2 separate regions of the Homo sapiens genome follow, and region 2 is linked to region 1. A link is an interaction called in ENCODE POLR2A ChIA-PET data of the cell type or tissue named here. Cell type or tissue: K562. All regions are shown on one strand.

Region 1 (2,500 bases):
AATAGATGAAGAAGGGATTAGGAGCCAGAGGAAGACATGACAGGACACTGTTGGAAAGATGGGTTGAAGACAGATGAGCAAGCCAAACACATCACACCAGTGTATTCAAGGAACCCTCAGTCATTTGTCAAAAGTTCCATTTCCAAATCTGTGCATGAGTTTGGTCACATTTTGGCTGAAATATGTTCATGTGTACTATAAAAGTGTCTGTTGTTTAAGCTATTTAATAGACTATTAAATAACAATGGTTAAAGAAAGTTTATTTAAAAACTCCACAAGCATAACAAAATAGGTTTATATTTCTGTGTTCCCACCCAGGCTTTCCAAACATATTTCCCAGCTAAAATCACTTTAAGACCGGGTGCCATGGCTCATGCCTGTAATCCCAGCACTTTGGGAGGTGGAGGTGGGTGGGATCACCTGAGATCAGGAGTTTGAGACCAGCCTGGCCAACATGGTGGGACCCTGTCTCTACTAAAAATACAAAAATTAGCCGGTCATGGTGGCGGGCACCTGTAGTCCCAGCTACTCGGGAGGCTGAGGCAGGAGAATGGCTTGAACCCTGGGAGGCAGAGGTTGCAGTGAGCCGAGATCACGCCACTGCGCTTCAGCCTGGGCAACAAGAGCAAAACTCCATCTTGAAATAATTAAACTAATAAATAAATAAAAATTTAAGAAATAAAATCACTTTAAACATCTTCCACGCTGTTTTTGGTTTTCAGAATATCTTAGTATAATAATGATTTACTTAGCTATCTCTGTCTTTTGATAAAAATTTATTTTTCTTCGTTCTTTTGTTCTTTCTCTTTTCCTGTCATAAATGTTTCAATAGCTAACTTTGGGCATATAACCTTTAATTTATTTGAATCATTGCCTTTCATTAATGCCAGGAATGGACTACCTATTTCTTTTCTTTCATTCTTTTTTTTTTTTTTGAGACGTAGTTTCACTCTTGTTGCCTAGGCTGGAGTGCAATGGTGTGATCTCAGCTCACTGCAACCTCCACCTCCTGGGTTGAAGCGATTCTTCTGCCTCAGCCTCCTGAGTAACTGGGATTACAGGCACCCATCACCACACCCAGCTAATTTTTTGTATTTTTAGTAGAGACGGGGTTTCACCATGTTGGCCAAGCTGGTCTTGAACTCCTGACCTCAGGTGATCCGCCTGCCTTGGCCTCTCAAAATGCTGGGGTTACAGGCGTGAGCCACCCGGCCTGGACTACCTATTTCTAAAATTGTTTTAAATATTCCCAAATCGCTTTCCATACATTTTGTCCACTGGTGTGAGTGTTCTGTGACCATGGGATATAAAACATTGACAGCTCTATTAGGGGATAAATGGCATTTGAGAATGATATAAAGGTGCTACTCATCTACCTGGTACTATACGGGAAATAACATTGGTCTTGAAAGCAGGAGACCTGGGCTCTTGTATTAGCTCTGCTGACTCATCAGCTTTACGATCTTGGACAGATCATTTCACTGTCAAAGACCTGTTTTTCCCTTCATTCTACTGAGCTAAAAATAAACACCCTAGAGAATTTTCGTGAACGTCAAATGAGGCAATAATATCTGTGAAGACCCTGTGAAAATGACACAAACGTAAATTTGAAGTACTTTGAAAGAGCAAGCTGAAAATAATTTAACTTGGTCTAGAAAATCGTAATGGAGACTGTGTGGACGTGAAGAGTGTTCTGCAAATAGCTCCCAAGCCTTTACTTGCCAAGGCTCGTGGCTGAACATGTTTGCCCTCATTTATTGTTTGCAGCTTCCTGAGTTTTACTCGTTGTCCTTTTGGGATTAATTTCAATTTGATTCATCTTTTCATCTGCTTAGCCCTTCTCTATTTTGGTATCAAGTTGATTTTTTTTTTTTTTTTTTTGAGACAGAGTCTCCCTCTGTCACCCAGGCTGGAGTGCAGTGGCTCGGTCTTGGCTCACTGCAGCCTCTGCCTCCTGGGTTAAAGTGATTCTTCTGCCTCAGCCTCCTGAGTAGCTGGGACTACAGGTACCTGCCACCACGCCCAGCTAATTTTTGTATTTTTAGTAGAGACAGGGTTTCACCCTGTTGGCCAGGCTGGTCTTGAACTCCTGACCTCAAGCAATCTGCCTGCCTTGGCCTCCCAAAGTGCTGGGATTACAGGCATGAACCACCGCGTCCGGCCTCAAGCTGATTTTTTAATTTGTTTGTTTTGTAAAGACAACCTCTCACTATGTTGCTCAGGCTGGTATCGAACTCCTGGCCTCAAGCAATCCGCCAGCCTAAGTCTCTGTCTCTGTGCCAGCCTACTATCAACTTTTATGTTAATTACCAAATGCTGCTCTTCCAGATTGTTTAACATTCATTCATTCATCCATGCTGCAGTCTACAAATATTTATTGGATGCTGTGGCTCACATCTGTACTCTCAGCACTTTGGGAGGCTGAGGTGGGAGGATCACTTGAGGCCAGGAGTTCAAGACCAGACTGGGCAATATAGTGAGACTCTCTTTCTCTACTAAA
Region 2 (2,500 bases), 480 kb before region 1:
CAGAGAATTACAAATCCTAAATGCAGTATTTTATTAACACATGAAAATTTTATCTGGGTAAGAAAGTGGGAGGCCATAGACATTAAGACGTTTATTAAACAATTTTTGTTTACTTGGTTTTTTTATGAGATCATTTCAAAAATAAAAATACTTCCAGCTATTTCAGATCACATTATTTATCATTAATCAGTATATTTTAAAAGTTGCCTAATAATCTGTTTTAAATTTGAGGGTTCCTTACCTTATCCTTAACATGTGCATTTTTTTTTTTTTTTTTTTTAATTGAGACGGAGTCTCACTCTGTCGCCCAGGCTGGAGTGCAGTGGCGCGATCTCTGCTCACTGCAAGCTTCGCCTCCCGGGTTCATGCCATTCTCCTGCCTCAGCCTCCCAAACAGCTGGGACTACAGGCGCCCGCCAGTGCGCCCGGCTAATTTTTTGTATTTTTAGTAGAGACAGGGTTTCACCGTGTTAGCCAGGATGGTCTTGATCTCCCGACCTCGTGATTTGCCCGCCTCGGCCTCCCAAAGTGCTGAGATTGCAGGTGTGAGCCACCGCGCCCGGCCAACATGTGCATTTTTGAGTCTACATATTGTGTTGTATGTTAATTGAATTCTTAACGTATACTAGACCTTTAAAAGAGCACTGTAATACAAGTTGGTGCTGGCCAAAAGAAACTTAAGTGGTGAGACAGTGCAACACAAATTTTTTTTTTTTTTTTGAGACGGAGTCTTACTTCATCGCCCAGGCTGGAGTGCAGTGACGTGATCTCTGCTCACTGCAACCTCTGCCTGGCGGGTTCAAGCAATTCTCCTGCCTCGGCCTCCTGAGTAGCTGGTATTACAGGCACCCACCACCATGCCTGAGCTAGTAACACATTTTCTGCACTCATCTTTGAACTTCTGGATTTGCCCCTTATATATGGTTTGCTCTCTACCTCAAGTTTCCCAGTGTTTGTCTCATATAAACCTTTCGTCTTGTTTTGTTTTGAGACAGGGTCTGTTACCCAGGTTGGAGTGCAGTGGCACAATTATGGCTTACTGCAGCCTCGACCTCCTGGGCTCAAGCAGTCCTTCCACCTCACCCTCCCAAGTAGCTGGGACTACAGGGGAATGCCTCCACGCCCGGCTGATTTTTGTGTTTTTTTGTAGAGACAGGGCTGTGCTGTGTTTTCAAGGCTGATCTTGAACTCCTGAGTGCAAGCAATCCACCCACCTCAGCTTCCTGAGTAATAGCTGGGACTACAGAGGCATGCTACCATGCCTGCCTAATTTTTGTATATTTTGTAGAGACAGGGTTTTGCCATGTGTTCAAGGCTGGTCTTAAACTCCTGGCCACAAGCAATCCACCTGTCTCCGCCTCCCAAAGTGCAGTGATTACAGGTGTCAGCCACCGTGCCTGGAATCTCCTATAAACTTATTCTTCAAACTGATTTTGTGTGTTTTGAATATTTTTTACTTTGTAGCATAATATTAAGCTCTCAGATTTTAACTCCATAAAGTGTATAGTTTGGGTTGAAGGATGTGTTTGTTTATACTGTTTTTTGTTAGTTAGTTTTAGCATGGTAAAGAAATTCTGTTTGTGAATATGTTTTTGTGAAATTGTATCCTTTCACCTTATAGTGTACTTTATATTCTTCCTTCAGAATACCTTAGCTCATAACAAATTTTCTAATCAGTAACTATTGTTGCGTATAAGTATTTTCATGTTAGATATACCTGATTTGAGAGTGATTATTTTGCCTTACAATTAATGTTTAGCAATCTTTTTCTGTGTAGATTTAATGATATTCATGTTCCTGTGAGATTAGAAAGTGTGAAATTTGCCAGTCATTGTTTAATGAATCACCCAGATTTAGCGAAGGATCTCACAGGTAAGCTAGCTGGTTTATTACACATATTAGCATAACCATACAACTATATTGTAGATATGACTTGTGACCTAACTTCACTTTCCAAGTAGGTTTTAACTCTGGTATGGTCTCGTGTTTTCATTTGTTGTGCACTAAGAAATGATTTCATGTTCATGTAATAAAATTACATTTAAAATCTCTTTATTTGTTTGTTTGTTTATTTTAAGAGAAAGGCTTTCACTCCTGGGCTCAAGTGACCTCTCACTTTGAGATCCCGAGTATTACAGGCGGGTGCTACAATGCCCAGCTTAAAATCTTCATATTTTAATCCTTTGAAATTTTTTGAAAATCATAATTTAAGGAAGTAGTGTATTTCTTAAGACATTGGATTTGGGTAGAAATCATTATGTCTATTTAATTAAATATAGTGGCATTTAATAATAAGTGGGAACATGATTATCTTCTGCACTAGACTAGAATTTTTCATTCTTTTGAATCTAGAGCATTTAAATCTACCTTTTTGGTAGCAGCACATAAGTGGTTTTTATCAGCAGGCTGTTATTTACCAAAAAGAACAGGGGAAACAACATGTTTTTGTTTAGATTTAGTTTGTATTATAAATTATTTAAGAATTTTTTGAACAGATTAT

What was found. Peaks named below come from ENCODE experiments on the same cell type or tissue, not always from the same donor. Only the 100,000 strongest peaks of a DNase experiment are listed, where the experiment ranks them.
Region 2: POLR2A ChIA-PET joins it to region 1 with 6 read pairs; 3 of 35 experiments call an interaction of 5 or more read pairs at or near these places.

The regions. Positions count from the first base shown.
Region 1 is chr4:39,426,864-39,429,363 of GRCh38, reverse strand. All of the region lies in intron 1 of KLB (klotho beta), which reads right to left. Among named protein-coding and RNA genes, the nearest start is that of MIR5591, 16 kb to the right of the region's middle. In K562, no CTCF peak of the experiment used is centred here; a DNase peak (open chromatin) is centred at 1,423.
Region 2 is chr4:39,909,616-39,912,115 of GRCh38, reverse strand. It overlaps PDS5A (PDS5 cohesin associated factor A), which reads left to right. Exons shown (of 33, transcript NM_001100399.2): 10 at 1,778-1,872. Among named protein-coding and RNA genes, the nearest start is that of PDS5A, 67 kb to the left of the region's middle. In K562, no CTCF peak of the experiment used is centred here; no DNase peak of the experiment used is centred here.